2 separate regions of the Homo sapiens genome follow, and region 1 is linked to region 2. A link is a loop called in an ENCODE intact Hi-C map of the cell type or tissue named here. Cell type or tissue: Calu3. All regions are shown on one strand. Each heading gives the region's core, and the rest is flanking DNA. Links, peaks and the distances in the headings are about the cores only.

The links. Hi-C counts contacts between places; a loop is a spot of excess contacts. Peaks named below come from ENCODE experiments on the same cell type or tissue, not always from the same donor. Only the 100,000 strongest peaks of a DNase experiment are listed, where the experiment ranks them.
Region 1: a loop joins it to region 2, with 5 times the contacts of the local background. A loop is called at or near these places in 1 of 110 quality-filtered maps.

What each region holds. Positions count from the first base shown.
Region 1 is chr12:60,067,701-60,073,095 of GRCh38, forward strand. No RefSeq gene overlaps it. Among named protein-coding and RNA genes, the nearest start is that of SLC16A7, 470 kb to the left of the region's middle. In Calu3, for the core only: no CTCF peak of the experiment used is centred there; no DNase peak of the experiment used is centred there.
Region 2 is chr12:60,170,285-60,175,679 of GRCh38, forward strand. No RefSeq gene overlaps it. Among named protein-coding and RNA genes, the nearest start is that of SLC16A7, 580 kb to the left of the region's middle. In Calu3, for the core only: no CTCF peak of the experiment used is centred there; DNase peaks (open chromatin) are centred at 2,527 and 3,517.

The DNA of each region.
Region 1 (5,395 bases), core at 256-5,255, 100 kb before region 2:
TCTGATTATTGGAGTCTAGGACTAGTACTTGTGTATGCCTCAGTTGGAAGGGTGTCTAGAAAAGCAAATATCTGAGTTATTCAGGTTTTATAGTAGTAAAAGGGCACTTCTCATCCACACTCATGATGAAGAATTGTTTAAATAACAAAGTGGAATCTTATCAAAGTCATTAGAACTTTCAAGACCTCAAATCTCCCAAGTAAGGCAAGTTGGGTTCTCTCTCCACCCCCTCTCTCAACCCATCACCCCATCTCTCAATTTCTCTCCCTCTGTCTTTTTCTGTCTCTATCTCTGCCTCTTTCTACCCTTAACTTTATCTCTTTCATTCAACTGAGTTCTAAAACAGCTATGATCCTCCATAAATGAGTGAATTATACATGAAGAAAAGAAGTAGGATGAAGACTAAAATTTAGTCTCTGATGAAAGTTACATTGTTTAGTCCAGATTTACCATTAACACAGCTGACACAAATATCTTAATTTGAAAGCTATATCTATTTCTCCCTTTGTTCAGAACCTATAAGAAGGAAAGAGTAATGATTACTAGTCTGCCTCAAAGCCCAATACACTTACTCCGTGAACAATGAAGTAGAGGAGTCTAGCTTCATTCTTCAGAACAAGATACACAGAGATAGCCCCTAATTAGAACTGCTATTCCTTACAATGGTGCTTGGTCCTGCAGTCCAGAAACTGGATTTTCTTTGTTTATATTTGATCATTTTTATCAGGGACATAAATTTACATAAATAGAATTTAGACAAGAAATATATATAAAATATATTGTCAATGTATTAATTGAAAGATATTCCTTTCTAGGAATCAGTATATTCTCTCTTATAACCATTTCTTAAGGAAAAATTAGTGATCAGAAATTTCTTGATGTGATTTATCCCATTGGCTGAGAAACACAACTTCCATTTGCAATGTAGTATCTCTTACTAATTCCAACTATAATGGCCTTCTTTCCTTCTCTTGAGTTAAAAATGGCATGTGTCTCAGCTATAGCCAATAAATTATAATCAAAAGTCTGGGGTCAATGAAATTCTGAGGAAGCTTTTGCTTTACTGATAAAAGAGACAATCTAGCATCGCTTCTTCCATTTTATTATTACCCTCAAGGCCCCTGTGGAGCAGTGGTCACCATTTGGCAAACTTGATAATACAGCACAAGGAAGAAAAATTAATATGGTGAGGATGGTAGTGCAGTAATATAGAAAGTCCCAGTTACTTGGATACATCTTTTAACAACTGTATACATACCATCTATTTACACCACAGTTGTTAACAATAAATATCTTTGTATTTTAAGCCACTATTAGTCAATTATTTGTTAATTGAAACCAAAAGTATTTTCCACGAATATACCTGATGAACATGAAACCATATGAAAGACAGTAAACTGTTCTAGGAGAAAGGGTATTTAACACAAACATTGGAAAACCCAGTGAAATATTTTCCCCACACAAAATAGAGAAATTTCTTTAGAGAAAAAAAATTACTTCTGTGACTTTATTTCCAGTGTATTTCTTGAATAGACAGTATTTAATGTACTGTAGCTTTTGTCTATGTAAGCTTATTTTCCATAATTTTAGGCTAGTCACCAATTGCACGGAAAAATTCACATTTCTAGTTCAGATTGCCTATTTTTTTTCTAGTAGTAATTTTGTCTTTTATCTTCAAGGGTTGACATGCATCAGTCCCTTGATTATAATGGCATCTTAGAGTTACTGCTTTTAGAGTTGCAGTCTGAATTTTGCAACTAATTAGCTGTTGATCTTAGACAAGTTATTTAACTGGAGCTTTATCAATCTATGTCTTAAATTATATCTTGGATATTTAATTTCTATACATATGTGCTAAATCTATTGCTAGCATTGAAACATCCTAGGCTCTCCTCGAAATAAAAGCATACTATTTTGATGCATTTTACAGTTTTTAAAGTTGCTTATACATTTTTAAACACTTGCCTCTGTGATTTTCTCAATAGAAATAAGCGAAACAGCAAAACATTTACAACAGTGACATTGTTTGGCTCTGTGTCCCCACCCAAATCTCACCTTGAATTGTAATAATCTTTACTTGTCAAGGGCAAAATCAGGTGGAAATAACTGAATCATGGGGCGGTTTCCCCCATGCCTTTCTCATGATAGTGACTGAGTTCTCAGGAGATCTGATTTGTTTGTTTGTTTGTTTTTTTGAGATAGAGTCTTGTTCTGTCGTCAGGCTGGAGTGCAGTGGCGTGATCTCGGCTCATTGCAACCTCCGCCTCCTGGGTTCAAGCGATTCTCCTGCCTCAGCCTCCCTGGGAGCTGGGATTACAGGTGTGCGCCACCATGCCTAGCTAATTTTTGTATTTTTAGCAGAGACGGGGTTTCACCATGTTGGCCAGGATGATCTCGATCTCTTGACCTCATGATACGCCTGCCTCAGCCTCCCAAAGTGCTGGGATTACAGGTGTGAGCCACTGTGCCCGGCCGATCTGATGGTTTTATCAGGTGCTTAGGGCTTCCCCCTTCGCTTGGCACTCATTCTCTCTCCTGCCACCCTGTGAAGAGGTGCCTTCCGCCAAGACTGTAAGTTTTCTGAGGCCCCCTCAGCCATGCAGTACTGTGAGTCAATAAAAATTCTTTTCTTTTTACACTACCCAGTCTCAGGTATTTCTTCATGGCAGCATGATAATTGACTAATACAAACAGTATCTGCTAAAGAGGAAAATTGCAACAACAACAACAACAACAAAAACAAAACAAAAATAGCTAATGAATATTGCCAAAATTCATTTATTTTAAAATTATATGTAAAAGTTAGTGTGAATGACAGTTAAAAAGACATTATGGAATTTATGCTAAATATCAGTTTTTCCTTTCACTGCCTTCAATCTAACCTGTAACAGACTTTGGTATAAAGATATTTAGTCAACTTTGATACTTACTTTCCTCTGAAAGAGGAGGGAAATCCGTAATGAATTCTTCAAGAGAATATCATCTTCAGTAAATGCCATTACAATCATAAGGTTGTTGGTAATAAAGTTATGAATGATCACATTGTTTAAACTTTCAGTGAAAAGAATGACTCATGCACACCTGACATATTTAGGAGGACTATTGGGCTGCTTATGAAACTGATCTCTAAATCTTAGGAATGTTAAAAATACATTTTTGTTTCTATCTTTAATATTATCATTTTTGTCACTGTAGAATTTTCAGGGTATTTAGAAATTCAGCCAACTTTAATTTCTTGGTGGTGAAATAAATAGCTACTCTTTTCTGCCTTAATGTTTATACATATTCAATACTAAATTATTTAAATTCAATGTTAATGCTTGATAATTTAAGCAGACAAATTAGACTATGCAAAATTAAATCTGATTACATGATTGTTGAAAGGTAATATCACATACAGCTTGGTACACCCCAGAAAATAATTCTTTATAAAGGAGCTGAAACTTTAATTACCTGTGTATATCACTTTATATTATTATCCAAATTATTATGCTCTCCCTCACATAAAATTCTAATTTAGTTACAGTGCCATGTAATGTTCCATACATTCATTTTTTAATGTTCCTCAATTTTAAATTTGGTCTTCTTGTCATATAATAGTATTAATATTATATAGACATATTTATTTTTATCCATTTTATTCTCAAAAGGTATTTAATATCATTATACTTTTCTTTCACAAAGTAATTGAATAATAATCAGAGACTAGAGGAAGCATTTAGAATCTAATAAAGGATGATTCCTTTCTGATATTTGATTCCTGGTAACATTCAAGCTTCATTTCTCCTCCTATACCTTCTGCTCCATATCTGGGCAAAGTTGATAAGAAATCTTTGTGCTCTCTCCTTTCAGCCTGGTTGGAAGTTCAAAGCATGAAAACCCTGGTTCATACATAAGAACCTTCATCTCAGTCGCATCCCCTAACTACCATAGAAGCAGAGCCAGTCTCCTTTTAGATTGTCATGGGAAGTTACTGTGCTTGTGCCAGAAAGCCTCAATATGTGAGGAATAAACTTTTGTATACTTTCTTTGTGTCTGTGTGTGCAGCATCATTAGTCTCAACCCGAACCAATGCTCAGGGGAGTTTCCACCTTCTTTCTGAATTGGTTACAATTGGCACTCTGGGCAATTTGTCTAGGCAGTGATCACCACCACTAGGCACCATTATTCTCTCCTGCTTTGGCCTGCTAAGTGGTTTTGGTGCCTGCTGGTAAGCATGCCCTAAAGCTGTGCTTCTCTGTATTGTGGTTGTTAAATCCTACTGAGCCTTTTATAGATGTATAAATATAAGTCAAAAGTTTTAATAGTTGCCATTTAAGTACAGAAGTATGGGACTGGGACTTTCTTAAAGTGACCTTGGGTCACCTGTGTTTGCCCAGACCTATCTTTATATCTTAGCTTGAGTCATGTGTCTCGATTCTAGTGTAAGCCACAACTGATGTTAGGCTCAAGGCAATGGCTTACCTTGTGACTGCTGGCTGTGTCTAAACAGAGGCCTAGCCACCCATTCTATAGAGTACTCAGAGAAAAAAGAATGATATTCTTTGCAATATATGCCCCATTGGCTGGCTGTATGGAACAAGAATAGTTACCATGTGGCATCAAGAGGTCACACTGCTAAAAGCAAATGACTTACTAGAACCCTACAAAATGCTTCTGCTCTTGCTACTGGCTGTACTTTTGTGGCCACAAGAAAAAGATCCTGATCCACTGGGTTCCAGGGAAAAATGCCCATGTGCCGCTGTGGTACAAGCACAGGGCTAATTCAAACCTGATTCAAACCTAGTTACTTAACACATATAAAGCATCCACCAGCTTGGGAGAAATCCCTAACGATGACAATAGTGATTTAAGGATCTCTAAAGGAAGGAACTTACAAAAATAGGCAAGACAAACAGGATATGCTTCTGGAGTAGAGACCATAGCCAAAGAAGAAGAGGAGAAAGAGCTTCCTTTTGGATATAGAGGAAAAATACAAATACCTAAAATATAGTGCACAATTTTACTCATTTGGAAATCCAAAATTTACTAAAACATTTTTTTTTACAAAAAAAGGATAAAAGTGTGCTGATTAGCCATTGTGCTTCCACAATGTAAATTCTGAATTAACTTTAACATCTTCTGAAATGCATCAATTGGCAAACTTTAATGGCTTTAATAGAAGGGCTCACTTAAGTTACAGTTATATCTGGGATTCTACCAAGTTTAAATAATGTATCCCCTGTACTCTTTTGGGAATTACCAAATATAGAAGAATCTCACTTTAGCCATTGGAGCTACTGCCTTACTTAAAAATCCACACAGCACTTACTGCCCTAAAATATCCCATAGCAGGCATGGACATTCCAATTCAATGAGTAATACATTAAAATTACACTAAGTCTTTGGGAATTAC
Region 2 (5,395 bases), core at 270-5,269:
TATTTGTAATATTAAACAACTAGTATCAGCTCAGATATTCTTCAACAGGTGAATGGTTAGACAAACTGTACTACATACACACTCTGGTTTACTAACCAGCAATATAAAGGAACAACCTATTGATACACAAGCAACTTGGATGAATCTTCAGGAAATTATGCTGAATCAAAAGAAATCCACTTCTAAACGCTTACATGATATATGTTTCTGCTTATATAATAAAATGTTTGAAATAATAACATTTTAGAAATGGAGGCACATTTCTAGTGGCGAGGAGTTGAGGGAGAGGCGATTAAATGGCAATAGGAGGAATATTTGTGGTGATGGGAGTACTCAATATCTTGACTGTGGTGGTGGAGACAAGAGCTTACATAGGTGATACGATGGCATAGGATTTAATACACATCCACACACACATACACACACACACACACACACACACAATCAAAACTGGAAAAATTTGAATAAGATTGGTGAATGCTATCAATGTTCACATCTTGATTGTGATACTATATAGTACTATAGTTTCATACAAAACATTACCATCAGGGCGGGGCGCAGTGGCTCACGCCTGTAATCCCAGCACTTTGGGAGGCCAAGGTGGGTGGATCACGAAGTCAGGAGATTGAGGCCATCCTGGCTAACACAGTGAAACCGTGTCTCTACTAAAAATACAAAAAATTAGCTGGGCATGGTAGCGGGCGCCTATAGTCCCAGCTATTCAGGAAGCTGAGGCAGGATACTCGCTTGAACCCAGGAGGCAGAGGTTGCAGTGAGCCAAGATCGCGCAACTGCACTCCAGCATGGGCGACAGAGTGAGACTCTGTCACCAAAAAAAAAAAAAAAAAAAAAAAAAAAATTACCATCTGGTCAAGTTGATAAACTGTACAAGGTGTTACTCTGCTTTATTTCTTACAACTTCATGTGAATCTACAATTATCTCAATTTAAAAAACAATATCTAGAACACCTAAAAAAATGGAACAGAAGAGATAACACTCAAATCTCCTCAATGTAATTATTTTTGACAATTTTATTTTATCCCCATGCAATAAATATGAAGTCAAAATAAACATATTTTTACCCATTCTAGAACACACACTTTTTTTCCTTGAATACCCTTCAGAGGAAGATATTTCATAAACCACAACAAAATAATGCCAATAAAAGAAGAAGTCTGAGATTTCAGTAAAGAGAAAAGTTTTGGAACATGTCAAGAAAGCAATTAGTCTAGATTGAAACTTTAGGGCTCCCGAAGAGGTGTTTCAGAGAAAATAAATTGACTTCACATAAAAGGAAATATTCTTTTAAGGCTGGATATACATGAGGTGAATAAGAAGCCACATTATTATTTTTTGACAGCATTAAGAAATGACTGTTATTCAGCAATTTTAGGAAAACAAAAAGCTGTTCATCAAAGCGGTGATTAGTTGGTACAAAGTAACTTGTGATATTGTTTCAAAAAACTGAAGAAGTGTTGGGTAAGCATATGCATTTGACCTTGAATATAGGGACATCCTCCATTTATTACACATATAGATTTTTCATTCATTATTATTTGGCTACTGGACCTTTTTAAGTTAATTATTCTTTGGCACTATTAAAGACATCTTTAAGTTGGATTTTTAATCATGTTCTCTGTAAGCTGTATAATTTTAGCAAATGTGCAAACTGCCAAAGATTACAAAAAAGTGTTGATTTCTTCCAAAGTGCTAAAATAACTTTTGATTACAACTGGATTGGATTCCTGTCTGTTTTACTAAATGCATTTTTATTCTTTCTATCATTAATATTTCTTTATATAAAATGTAATGTTTTCAAACCCATAATAATCAATGAGTCTAAATTGTTATCTGTTATTTCTACAATATGTGTTTCCTTCTCAGAAATTAATGGAAGTTTGCAAGTCATAATAATTAGGTGTGACTGTTTATCTGAATGACATATGTTGGACATTTTAATAGTTTCAGAGAAATCTGTAAGCATCGTGTAAGAGTCATATAATGAAAAAGCCACCTGATATGAAAGAGAGAATTGTGGATGGTGGAAAATTAGCTATTAAAATAGAAAAATGCAGTTGGCAAAGGAGCAAATAGAAAACAGTAAACTGATGAGCAATTTCTCAACCAGGGAATAGGGTCAGGATGAAAAATGTTACTACAGTGGAATCATTCCTTAACTATTACATTTGCAGTTTTCCTATAATGAGTCAGAAATCCTTATCAAGAAAAAACAATTACTAAAGAATGTACCTTCTGGGAAGTAAATTTATAAGGTGAACATACTTAACTTAGAGACTAAATTAAAAAAAAAAGAAAAGATCACTAATATTCTCACAAAACATTAGCATTTTATTGGTTGCTAGAAGTTGCTGACAGGTTGTTAATAACAATAGCAAGCATAGAAAAGTGTGTCAAGCTTCCTGTTAACCAGTCTGTGTGGCTGTCACTTTTAGAGATTCATTTTATTGTGTGGACACATTACCAGATGAAATCAGTAGGTGGGTTGGTTTTGCCGCATCCCGCCCACCCTACTTTGACTTGAGAAAGTGCACTGGTATTTCTATTCAGCTCTACACTAATGCACCTGACTACTTCCTGAAACATTAATCAACCACAGCCAGAATGAAAATCAATATAACCCTGAAACATAGCTCCGGATACCAAAAATAAGTGTGAAAAAAAGACAGAACATGCGGCATTTTTCTCAATGTTTTGGAGAATTGTGCTAGCATTGCAAAGTACAAATGTTCTTTCTTCCCTCTGTAAACAGCTATGGATATGAATTTTATATGACATTTTCAATGCTACGTGATGTATTCCCAAAACAATATTATTGAAGGCTGAGTCTCTGTCCTCTACCGGCTGTTATTTATGATTGCTGCTTTGCGGCAAACAAAACACCAAACACAAATAATGGTGTGCTGTGTATAAAGTTTTTCCCCCCAGTGTAAAAAGCAAATGTATACATTTTGGTATTTGCTCATGAAAGAGGTTTGTCTATGTAAAACAGTATTCCTTTCAAGAGATCATGTAAGAAAATAAAACTGAGGTTGGCAACAAATTCTGTTGTATGAACTAATTGATTCAGCTGATAAACTGTAATCTGGGGCATGACAGATGGCAAGCAGGCCACTGCACCTCAATAAAGGGGAGGTCAAGCCTAATTGCTCTCTCTCTCTCTCTTACACACACACATTAGACTTAAATAGACAAGAGGAGTGAAATCTCTATTTCGTCATAATTTTAGATGTTTAATTGGCAGTTAATTTCAGAGCTGTTTGTTCACCCATATTTAGTTTTATTTTTTAAATAAACAGTATCTTTCAATAATTGTAGATCCTTTACTTGTTAATTTAATTGCCACATTAATTTCTTTGTTAATTTAATTTAATAATTGTTGATGCTTTGTAAATTTAATCAACAATTTTTGATATTTTACCGTTAGTATTTTTTTCTTTTTTTTTCCTTCCTTTTTCGAGACAGTTGCGCAATCACGGCTCACCGCAACCTCTGCCTCCCAGCTCAAGCAGTTCTCCAACCTCAGCCTCCTAAGTAGCAGGGACTACAGGGCGCACACCCAACTTTTTTTTTTTTTTTTAATTTTTCGTAGAGAAAGGCTGGTCTCCTGAGCTAAAGGATCTGCCTGCCTCTGCCTCCCAAAGTGCTGGAGCTATAGTCATGAGCCACTGTACCTGGGCCATTAGCACCTTTTTAAAAAGTGTCAGAAAATAATATAAAAATGGTGATGATCTTCCACATTTAAAATGAATTGAGATAAATATAAAATTTGTTTGCAGACCAGTAAAATACTGGAAATTCGATCATTATATTTTGTTCACAATCTTGATGCATTAGAAACAGAAAACTTAGGTAAACTGTATTTCATTTTATTACAGAGTTCGTTGTACTGGCACTTTACTGTGCTCTCCAACATTACATAATTCTCACTACAACACTGACATTATACTTCTCTCCCCCAGTTCTGTAACTAGTGTTTTCTCTAATTTTCATATTATTTCTCATGCACTATCTCAGTTGCCTATCACACAGAAACATTAGAGAGCATGTGTATTTTACAGAAATATTTTACAGAATTTTACAGAAAAAGAAACTGAAGTTCAAAAACTTAGAATGTATATACCAGATAGACAACTTCTGTCCAAATTAGGCAAGCTTTATTCAGGTGTGGCTCTCTCTCTAACCCCTAAACAGTCACCTACCTCACAATTTTAAAGAGGTCATGCTTCTTCAGAACTGTTTTCCTTTTGCTTTCTCTCATCTGGACCTTATGCTTCATTCTTCTTAAGTGAGACTTGGTCAAGGTGTTGACATGTACCCACCAAAAGGCTGAACCTTATTCTATCAGTTAACCACCAAGTCATAGCATTTGTGTTTGTTTTTCCTCATGTTACACTCCTCTAGTTAAAATTCTTGCCAAAAATCTAATTCTGACTCAACCTAGCACAAATTTAGTTTTTTTCTCATTATTTTTGGAGATTATTGTTTTTATGTTGATTCATGGTTTCTAATGTGTTGGACATAATAAGACATTTTGCAAAGAGGTTGGTGTGCACATAAAATTTACTTAATCACCAATTACCTCCAGTGCAATCAATGGATCATGCATCCTTTTCATGGCAGTATCTTTCCTTTAGGTTATACAACTCTGGCACATCAAGTTGGCCTATAATCTTGAGCCTTCAGTCCTAAGATTTAGTGCTTCTGATTCTTTTTGGAAATAGACTAAGAAAATTGCCCCTTAGTGTATGTTTTTATAAAGCTATTTAGCAATGAGATTCTGGGCACATGGGAACTTCTGGGAACGCTGTATTTCCATCAGTCTAAGGAAGTCTCTGTTAACATCTGCTAGACAGCACTGATTCACAGCATTAAGTGGAAGCTCAGGACATTTAGCAGTAGGAATTGTTAAAAGTGCTTAAAAATGGTTAAAAATATAGTTAATTTGAGTTATACTTCTCATTCCTGTCATTTGTTTCCCACTGCTAGAGAAGATAATTTCTCAGCAAGTGTTCAAAGAAATTCTCAGAAAGAAGCCAAGGGCAGATATAAATCCCTAATAATAAATAATAAGGTACAGGCTGTACAAAAATGATATTAGAACAGTTTTATTGCTTTAGATGGATCTTAAAATTCCTCAGGAATAGAAGAATAAAAGATGATTTATAATCCTTACAATTATGGCATTTGAATAACTGAATCCTGTTTTTAAATCATTGGGTGTGATAGTTCCCAAGTTTCACATGTGTCCTTTGAATTCATTTTTCAAAAAAGAATTATAATCTTCTGAACTTATTATAGTTGTGCTAATATCTTCACTGGTCTCATCCTGGAATCCTGAAAGAAGCTTTTCTTTTTCCAGACATTATTCACAAA